Regions from separate parts of the Homo sapiens genome. Here region 1 is linked to region 2. Evidence: chromatin contacts called from ENCODE Hi-C or POLR2A ChIA-PET data. All regions are on one chromosome and are shown on one strand. The core of a region is the stretch at or near the end of the contact, and the rest is flanking DNA. Distances in the headings are between cores, read along the strand shown. Region 1 has its middle 60 kb from the start of ANGPTL1. Region 2 holds the start of AXDND1 (axonemal dynein light chain domain containing 1).

Region 1 (4,966 bases), core at 1,971-4,470, 430 kb before region 2:
AAAGAGAAATGACTACACTTTTGAGGGTGATTGTATCTCCCTGGATCTTTGAATTAGCCTAAGAAAATATCCAAATATGGCCTGGTGCAATTTGAATTGAGACCTCTGATTCTAGACTAACTTGCTAGGGTACAGTTAATGAAGTTCTGTCTCATTCCAAATCAAAATACTGTACTGCACTTGAGTAACAAATTCTATGTGCTTCCTTGCTTTTACTTAAAACTGATTCCCCTCTTAAAGGAAAACTCATTTCTGTCTCTCTGTTTTTCCTTCTCTAAAAGGAGCCTTTTATTCTGTGTTCATATTGGTTAAAGTAGTCTCCGAGTGCCCTTTGTTATTTGAGCTGCCTGGTAGCAGGAGGGCTTCTGCAGTCATGGGACTTTCCCAGGGGCACATCTTACTATTGTTTGAAAGTGACATGAGGTTCCCTGTTACAGCACAAGCTTATTTTACCCACTCCCTCTCTCTGAACTCACAGAAAAGGGAAAAGGACAGTTAGGAGAACATATCAAATGATGAGAGTGTTTCATAACATACTGAGCTGTGCATTTTGAAGCAGTAAAGAGGATTTTTCCAGTAACACTAATCCACAGCAATTTAGAAACCATCAGTACATACACCTGTTCCTGAAGGCAGTCATGAGCTTTCCAGGCTCCTTTAAATATGGAAGAGAAATACCTCCAGTAGTGCCTAAACCAAATAATCTCTCTTCCCTTATACTTCTATTGTTAGAGTTTAATCTTTCATGTTAGCCTTTTTTTTTTCATTTTTTGTCAGTGTGCATCTCACTTTTGGATTTCCACTTAATCTTTCATTTGTTTACAGTGCAGTTGTCTCCCTTCATATTTTATTTAGATCAGTGGTTCTTAAGTTTGGCTGCAATTTAGAATCACCTAGCGAGTTTTTAAAAGTCCCAGTTCTCAGGCTGCACACCAGACCAATTCTATCAGAATCTGTGGGTGGGAGGCCAGGCTAGGATCCAGGCATTAACAATTTTTGAAAGCTCCCCCAGGTGACCTGAATATCTAGCTCAGGTTGAGAACCAATATTTAGATTGTTGGTCTATAAGCATTACAGAGACTTTTGAACAGTGGTCCTCAAACTTTAGAGGGCAACAGAATCCCTGGAGGACTTATTAAAACACATAAATTAAAAATTGGATTAGAAAGGGAAGCATCAGAGGATCCATCCTGAGCTCTGCGTGAATGTGAATGGGGTCCCTTCGATATCATGATTATATGAGTTGGGGGATGGGAGGGCACAAAAGAAGACACCACCCAACCCTTAGGAAGCTCAGGATCTTGCAAAGGAGGTAGAGCTCACACCTGGGCAGCAGCAAGTTTTCTGAGCAGCCATGAAGCAGCAGAGAGAGCCTGGGGCTGACAATGCCTTTACTCCCATTCTGTCAGAGGTGTTTGAACCAGAGCAACTCCATCTTGAGTAGGGGCTGGGTAAAATGAGACCTACTGGTCATCTGCATTCCCAGATGGTTAAGGCATTCTAAATCACAGGATGAGATAGGGAGTCGGCACAAGATACAGGCCATAAAGACCTTGCTTGTAAAACAGGTTGTAGTAAAGAAGCCAGCCAAGACCCACCAAAAGCAAGATGGCCATGAGAGTGACCTTTGGTCATCCGCACTGCTACACTCCCACCAGCGCCATGGGAGCTTACAAATGCCATGGCAATGTTAGGAAGTTACTCTATATGGTCTAAAAAGGGGAGGCATGAATAACGAATAATCCACCCCTTGTTTAGCATATCATCAAGAAATAACCATAAAAATGGGCAACCAGCAGCCCTCGGGGCTGCTCTGTCTATGGAGTAGCCATTCTTTATTCCTCTACTTTCTTAGTAAACTTGCTTTCACTTTACTCTGTGGACTGGCCCTGCATTCTTTATTGCACAAGATCCAAGGGCCCTCTCTTGGGGTCTGGATCAGGACCCCTTTCCTGTAACAGTTCCATCTGGGGCAGATCACCTAACCTCCCCTGAAGTTCCATGCTGACTTCTGCAAAATTGGAACATTAACAGTGTTTTGACTGCTTGCAACAGTGTAGTTACTCGCAAAAGGATTATTTGAAAACATCCATAATTCCCTTTCCCCCTCCCTAACAATAACAAAATATTTTGAAACTACAAAAAGAAAAAATGGTTTTGTATTTGAATGTGTTAAATAGGGCCATTTCCTCTCCAGTTCACTACAGTCCCCACCACTCACTATAGCCTTCTTTTTTTTTTTTTTTTTCACTCTTGTTGACCAGGCTGGAGTGCAATGGCACGATCGCAGCTCACTGCAACCTCCACCTCCCGGGTTCAAGTGATTCTTCTGCCTCAGCATCCTGAGTAGCTGAGATTACAGGCATGCAGCACCACACCTGGCTAATTTTTGTATTTTTAGTAGAGACGAGGTTTCACCATGTTGGTCAGGCTGGTCTCGAACTCCTGAGCTCAGATGATCCACCCGCCTCAGCCTCCCGAAGTGCTGGGATGACAGGCATGGGCCACCGCACCCGGCCCCTATAGTCTTTTGACTGATGTTTCTTTACCAACTCAGGTGTTGTCATGTGATGCCTAGAACTGGGCATCCCATCTTATGACCAAGATAAAGGCTGGCCCTTGAGCAAAGCTGGTCCTCAGAGAACAGAAGGGAAAGATGGAAAGAACCTAGCCCCATAATGATTTTCTTGTGCTACTGAACTAACCCTACAAGAGCCTTACTTCTGGACTTTTAAGAAAGAAAAAAGAAAAATGGGAGAAAGATAGGGAAGAAGAAAAAAGGAGAGAAAGGAGAAAAAAGAGAGGAGAGGGAGGGAGGAAAGAAGGAGGGAAAAAGAGGAAGAAGAAAGGGGGAAAAACATCAGCCACCTTTAAGAATTTTACATGTGCTGGTAAGAAATAATATAGCTTAAAAAATAGATTTCTGCTTGTGTAGCCCAATTTATTAATTTTTAAAACTATGATCAGATGGTATTGATTAGTGGTCTCAAAATAAGGGAGAGAAACACCTATTTCTTGTGTTATTTTTTATTAAAGCAGGGAACAAATGGGACCTTCACAGTCCTTAAAGATGAAATACCCCCAAACCAAACCAGAGTTCACTGGCAAAGCAAAGCAGTGTCCTTACATCTCGGAGGGCCCTGACCCGCCTCTGTCCCGAACCCCACCAGCAGCGGCTCTGCTAGAAAGGGAACATTTTGTTCCTTTATTGTGGTAAACCAGACCCAGGGCCCCGCTGGTTCTCAAGTCAGCTGTGAAGCTGACACACTGCCTCTCAGGGTCAGTTTGGCCCCCACAGCAGGCCCTGGGGAAGCAGCCACGCCCTCAGCTCCCTTGGGGCCCTGTCTTCCATTCCTTAACAGGACCAGCTTCTTCAGAGACTCTGGACTCTCATAAACGTTGAAGCCAGATTGTTTCCCTCTTTGCTTTTGTTTTGATGTATTTTTAAATAATTAGGCTTTTACTCTCAAGTATTTTCATTCTCCATCACTGGCTGAGGGGCAGCTCTCACACCACACTAGGGCAAGGCATGCTACTATGGTATCCAGTAAACAGTTGCCAAACAAAGTCAAAAGTTCTCTTTGGCCAAAGCCAAAATCAAGTTCTCTTTTGTACTTGTTGTTCTTCCATCTGCCCTGAGCTATGTCATAGCTGTCAAAATATGTCACCCCCTGCACCTCCGTGCAGGGTTTAAGAAAAGCAGCTCCTTGGACTTTTGCCAGCGACTTTCTTGCAACATCTTAATTATCCATTTTTTGCTTAGCAAGTAAGTCTAGAAAGAACTGCTTCTTTTATTCTTGGAAAGTAAGTACTTGGGAATGTTCAATGAAAACCAGTATGTGCTGAACTCCTGCTCTGTGCTAGGTTCTGGGGAAGGGGAGGCAGTCCCTGACCAAGGGGATCTCACAGTCAGTGAGGAGAGTGTCCCCTGAGGTCGCTGGGAAGAAGCAACACATTTCCCTGTCCAGTGGCAACTACCTCCTCATCACCTAATCCCTGCGCCCGGAGCACAAACTCATCCTAAGCAAAGGCAACTGAGCAGCTGTTTTCCTGTTCACCCCACCTCAGGTCCTCACTACTTTCCTACCGATACCATTCTAAGTTCCCAACGCATTTTGTGAAAGTAAGTCAGTTTGATTCATCATATAGTCATTGGTTCTGATGTTGTGGTTCTAAGCTTATTTTATACATTGTTATCTAATTTATTCTTTCTTAACAACCCTGTATAGTAGAGATACTTCTTCTTGAATTACAACCAGAAAATTTGGAGAGGTTGAAGAACTTGCCTACAGTCACCCAGTAAGGAGGTGGAGCCAGGATTCAAACTCTGGTCTGATTCTCGGCCCTGGTGGACACTGGCTTTCAGAGCTGTAACTTGCAGTTTTGGTGCCCAGAACCTGCAGCACAAAAGCTCCGCAAATGACTTTGTGATTTATTATGAAACTCAAAGAAAGAACAAGCTTCCTACTTTAATTTTCCTTGCTAATGACAGTTTTCAGCTGAAGAAATCCATGTGCTGTCAACATGTAAATATAACCTTTTTTTTTTTCCAATGTCTGTTCCCGGGACAGAGCCTCCCAGTAGGCCTTGCACTGTGCTGCATGTGGTCCCTGGAGTTTTACAGCCTCACTACAGACACAAAACAGAGTGGTTAACACAAGCAATCCTGAATTGCATAAATGTGCTGGATGCCCATGCTAGACTAAGAAAGTTCTTCGTATTCAGGAGAAACACTGTGGCCCTGAGAGGCCAGGGAAGGCCACGTGGAAGAGGAGAGTCCATGGGTGGGTAGGATTTAGGACCAGGGGAGAAGAATTGCAAGCAAGAGCTGGAAATATACAGTTGAGGCTGGGAAGAGCTCACACTGAGAAGTGGCAACACATAAAGTTGGAAAAGTAGGTTGGAGCCAAATTGCTCAGGATTTTAAGTGCCAGAAGGAGGAATTGGAGAATGGAAGCTGGGAGAC
Region 2 (4,828 bases), core at 1,543-4,042:
TTTATTAGGAAAATAAAGAAAAAAAGAATGGCTACTCCATAGAGCAGCCCTGAGGGTTGCTGGTTACCCATTTTTATGGTTATTTCTTGATGATATGCTAAACAAGGGGTGGATTATTCATTCTTCCCCTTTTCAGACCATAAAGGGTAACTTCCCGACATTCCCATGGTATTTGTAAACTGTCATGGCGCTGGTGGGAGTATAGCAGTGAGGACGGCCAGAGGTCACTCTCGTGGCCATCTAGGTTTTGGTGGGTTTTAGCCGGCTTCTTTACTGCGACCTGTTTTATCAGCAAGGTCTTTATGACTTGCTATCTCATCCTGTGACTTAGAATGCCTTAACCATCTGGGAACGCAGCCAAGTAGGTTTCAGCCTTATTTTACCCAGTGCCTATTCAAGATGGAGTTGCTATGGTTCAAACTCCTCTGACATTATGTATGATCACCATACCACAGCACAAGACAGAAAAGAGACCTTTGATGTCTCACAGATCTAATCACTTCCTAAATCCTTTAGATTATACTTTATGTGTTTTTCTAGAATGTGTTCACTTATTTCTATCTGCTTTCTTAATACTGTACTTGGATTTTTTTGAACTAGGTTAAGAATACAAAAGATGGATAATTTTGTGTGCTCTATAATGCTATTATGTGTATTTTAATTCTTTGAAAAATTAGGGTAATGGGAGATAAGGCTAAAGGCTAAAATGCTAACACACCCAACATGTTTGATCGGAAGAGTTCAAAGGGACCATGTAGACTTGTTTTGAACCCTTTGCTCGAATTTCTCACAGCTATTACACTCAAAACCAGAAAATAGCCGTAATTCTGTCAACACAGAAGAGAACTGTCCAACTGATTTTCATGTTTGTCCAGGCACTCTACTTGGTGCTAAGGAATATGGTGATTGAATAAGATAAAGTTTCCTCCCTGTCTGGAAGCAACTAGACGCTGGGCTTCTCCCAGCGATTCATTATTTGGCACTAAATCTCTGCCTTAATATGAAACGATCCGGCTCATGCCTGTAATCCCGGCACTTTGGGAGGCCGCGGCGGGTGGATCACCTGAGGTCGGGAGTTCGAGACCAGCCTGACCAACATGGAGAAACCCCGTCTCTACTAAAAACACAAATTTAGCTGGGCGTGGTGGCGCATGCCTGTAATCCCAGCTACTAGGGAGGCTGAGGCAGGAGAATCGCTTGAACCTGGGAGGCGGAGGTTGCGGTGAGCCGAGATCGAGCCATTGCACTCCAGCCTGGGCAACAAGAGTGAAACTCCGTCTCAAAAAAGAAAAGAAAAGAAATGATCCCTCACCGAACCGAGCCTCAGTTCAGTGCGAAGGCTCTGATGATACTCTTTTTTTTTTTGAGACGGAGTCTCGTTCTGTTGCCCAGGCTGGAGTGCGGTGGCGCCATCTCGGCTCACCGCAACCCTTTCCTCCCCGGTTCAAGCGAATCTCCTGCTTCAACCTCCTGAGTAGCTGGGATTACAGGCGCGCGCCACCTCTCTTGGCTAATTTTTGTGTTTTTAGTAGAGACGGGGTTTCACCATGTTGGTCAGGCTGGTCTCGAACTCCTGACCTCGTGATCCACCCGCCTCGGCCTAAGAAAGTGCTGGGATTACAGGCGTGAGCCACCGGCCGCTGATGGTATTCTTTCCTGAGGGCAGATTTTCACGCCAGAAGCCCCGACAATTATACCTGAGCTGGTTCCACCTAAGCTCAATCCTCCTTCCCTGCCCCAAGGGGGTGAAAAATCTGGGCCCAGGAGGCCTTCCTTGTGCTCTGGGGGGAGGCATTTAAGGGTCCAAGGAAGACGTGACCGAAATGTAAAGCACTGGACGGCTTACCCAATAAGGGACCCAGCGTTTCTTATTACCCAACATCCCCCTGAGTCTGGCTTTTAGAAAAATATGCAAAGCGTCCGGGCGCAGTGGCTCACGCCTATGATCCCAGCACTTTGGAAGGCCGAGGCGGGCGCGGTCAGGAGTTTGAGACCAGCCTGGCCAATATGGTGAAACCCCGTCTCTACTAAAAATACAAAAATTAGCCGGGCATGGTGGCCCCCGCCTGTAGTCCCTCGGGAGGCTGAGGCAGGAGAATCGCTTGAACCTGGGAGGCGGAGGTGGCAGTGAGCTGAGATCGCACCATTGCACTCCAGCCAGCGCGACAGAACGAGACTCCGTCTCAAACAAAACAAAACAAAAAACAAACTACAAAATTAGCCGGGCATGGTGGCGTCTGCCTGTAGTCCCAGCTGCTTGGGAGGCTGAGGCAGGAGAATTGCTTGAACCCAGGAGGTGGAGGTTGCAGTGAGCCGAGATCGCACCATTAAACTCCAGCCTGGGCGACAAGAGGGAAATTCCGTCTCAGGGGAAAAAAAGAGAAAGAAAGAAAAAGAGGAAGAAAGAGAAAGAAAAATATGCAAAGCAACAAAAAAGAGAGCTAGAAAGATGGAAACAACTCAGAAGACCCTTGCTTAACCCGCGTGCGTCACGGGCTACAGGGGTCGGCCCCTCGAGCTAACCCCCACCGGCGCCTGCGCACTGGCCTGGCCCGCGGCAGGAAGCCCCGGCGTGAGACACTTTCGGATTCCGTGACAACGGCGGGATTAAACGTTTTTCTTCTCCTTTGCTACTGAACCTATGCTGTGACTTAGAACATAAGAAACTCCAAGAGGGTGTAGGGATTGTCTTAGCTGTCTCCCTCCTCCGCCGGCACCGCTGAAGGCAGCCCCTATGGAGGGCGCTAAACCTCGGGGCCCTGGGTTTCTATGACGACAAACAGGCGTTCCAGCAAAGGAGGAAGTGAGCGGATGCTGGGCGGGTACGCAATGTGTGGGTAGGATCGCGGGTGTCCCTTTCCCGTCATTTTAAACCAAGAAGCAGTGCGAGGCCTGCCCAACTCGCGAGTTTGTGGAACTGGCGCGCGAGAGCGCTGCCTGTGGGGAAGGTATGGTCCCCAGCCGAGCCGCCTGCAGCGAGTGTCCCCCACCAGGGGTGCCGGCGGTCTGCGGGGTCCGCCGAGCGGGTCCTTCCTGCCCTGCTCCTTGACCCCGACCTGACGGTCCACTAAGGCTTCTTAGTCGCTACACATAACCCCAGAACATAGAGGTCGCCCCGAAGAAGGAGAACCATGCTAGATGAATTCTAAACTGCGATCTGAACCTAAGTACTCAATAGTTGTCATCTTTTTTTTTTTTTTTAAATCTTTTTTCCTCTGCCTGCAGGACTATGTGGCAGCCTGCAAGTCCCAGTGCGGCGCTGATTTGTGTCTAAATTAGCTTTCCGGAGGACTATTTCAAATTACTAAAGAGATAGGAGGCATTGTTTATTATGTCTCTCCCGAAAACGCCCTCCACCCCGCTAAACTCTACATCAACATCTGAGAGCAAAAAGTTAAAAGTGTCTGTAGCCAAGGAAGGGACAAGAGGTAAACTTCGTTGATTCTGAAGTCATAAACAGTCATGGCCGTAAGACAGAAATCACCTTCCATTCACCGGTTTTTTAAATCTGATATTCAGAATACCTTGATTGGCTACATTTTTCTAACACACTTGCTTAAATAAAGCAAGAAGTCATTCCTTTTACAGTATTTTGAGTCAGAGTACTGTTTCACTACTCCATCTAAATACAGTTTATACTTTTTTTCAAATGTTGATTTATATATGATTTTAAATTCAACCTATTTTAAATATCAATAGTTACGTATTTTTTGGTTCCTGGTCTTTGGCTTTAAGGAACTTTGGAAAAAGTAATAGTGAGGCAGGGCGCGGTGGCTCACGCCTGTAATCCCAGCACTTTGGGAGGCCGAGGTGGGCGGATCACTTGAGGTCAGGAGTTCGAGACCAGCCTGGCCAAATATGATGAAATCCCGTCTCTACTAGAAATACAAAAATTAGCCGGGCATGGTGGCTCGCGCCTGTAGTCCCAGCTTACTCTGGAGGCTGAGGCAAGAGAATCGCTTGAACCCAGGAGGTGAGGTTGCAGTGAGCCAGGATCGAGCCATTGCATTCCAGTCTGGGAGACAAGAGCAAGACCCCATCTCAAAATAAATAAATAAATAGGCCGGGCACAGTGGCTCACACCTGTAATCCCATTTGGGAGGCTGAGGCTGGCGGATCACGAGGTCAAGAGATTGAGACCATTCTGGCCAACATGGAGAAACTCTGTCTACTAAAAATACAAAAATTAGGGGGGGCGTGGTGGCTCGTGCCTGTAGTCCCAGCTACTCAGGAGGCTGAGGCAGGAGAATCGCTTGAACCCGGGAGGTGGAGGTTGCAGTGAGCCGAGATTGCGCCACTGCACTCCAGCCTGGCGACAGAACGAGACTCCGTCTCAAATCACGAGGTCAGGAGTTTGAGACCAGCCTGACCAACGTGGTGAAACCCGGTCTCTACTAAAAATACAAAATTTAGCCTGGTGTGGTGGCACTCGCCTGTAATCCCAGCTACTCGGCAGGCTGAGGCAGGAGAATCACTTGAACCCGGGAGGCAGAGGTTGCAGTGAGCCAAGATCTTGCCACTGCACTCTAGCCTGGGCAACAGAGGTAGACTTGGTCTCAAATAAGTAAATAAAGAAACAAAAAGTAATAGCAGAGATAAGAGAAACTCAATTTAGTACAATGTGCCAATTTGTATTAGCTTTTAGTAATTTTTCTAAATGAGAGCAATTCCTTAAGATTTTCGTTCATATGCGGATCTGTACTAGAGTCAGCTAGTGTTATCCTTACCCGGTTCTGTTAAAGCTTTTCCCATCTCACCTGCACCTTGTACTAAAACCCCAAGCCCCACCCAACTTTTTTTTTTTTCTTCTGTTTCTTTTGATCTCAAG

The links. Hi-C counts contacts between places; a loop is a spot of excess contacts on that map. ChIA-PET counts read pairs that join two places held with the same protein, here RNA polymerase II (POLR2A). Pooled maps may share reads with other maps.
Region 1: a pooled map shows a loop between it and region 2 (2.0-fold over the local background). The contact joins the enhancer-like site here to the promoter of AXDND1 in region 2. A Hi-C loop is called at or near these places in 1 of 37 single-sample maps with no recorded cell type and 2 of 50 pooled maps. POLR2A ChIA-PET finds 5 or more read pairs at or near these places in 1 of 52 experiments (activated B cell).

What each region holds. Positions count from the first base shown.
Region 1 is chr1:178,928,798-178,933,763 of GRCh38, forward strand. No RefSeq gene overlaps it. Among named protein-coding and RNA genes, the nearest start is that of ANGPTL1, 60 kb to the left of the region's middle. Within about 2 kb of position 3,221, at least 20 of the 41 ENCODE cell types and tissues checked have a DNase peak (open chromatin) inside an H3K27ac peak, as active enhancers do.
Region 2 is chr1:179,363,179-179,368,006 of GRCh38, forward strand. AXDND1 (axonemal dynein light chain domain containing 1) reads left to right here and starts at 2,793. Exons shown (of 26, transcript NM_144696.6): 1 at 2,793-2,822; 2 at 3,226-3,428. The coding sequence starts at 3,332. RefSeq lists enhancers at 2,344-2,743, 3,124-3,193.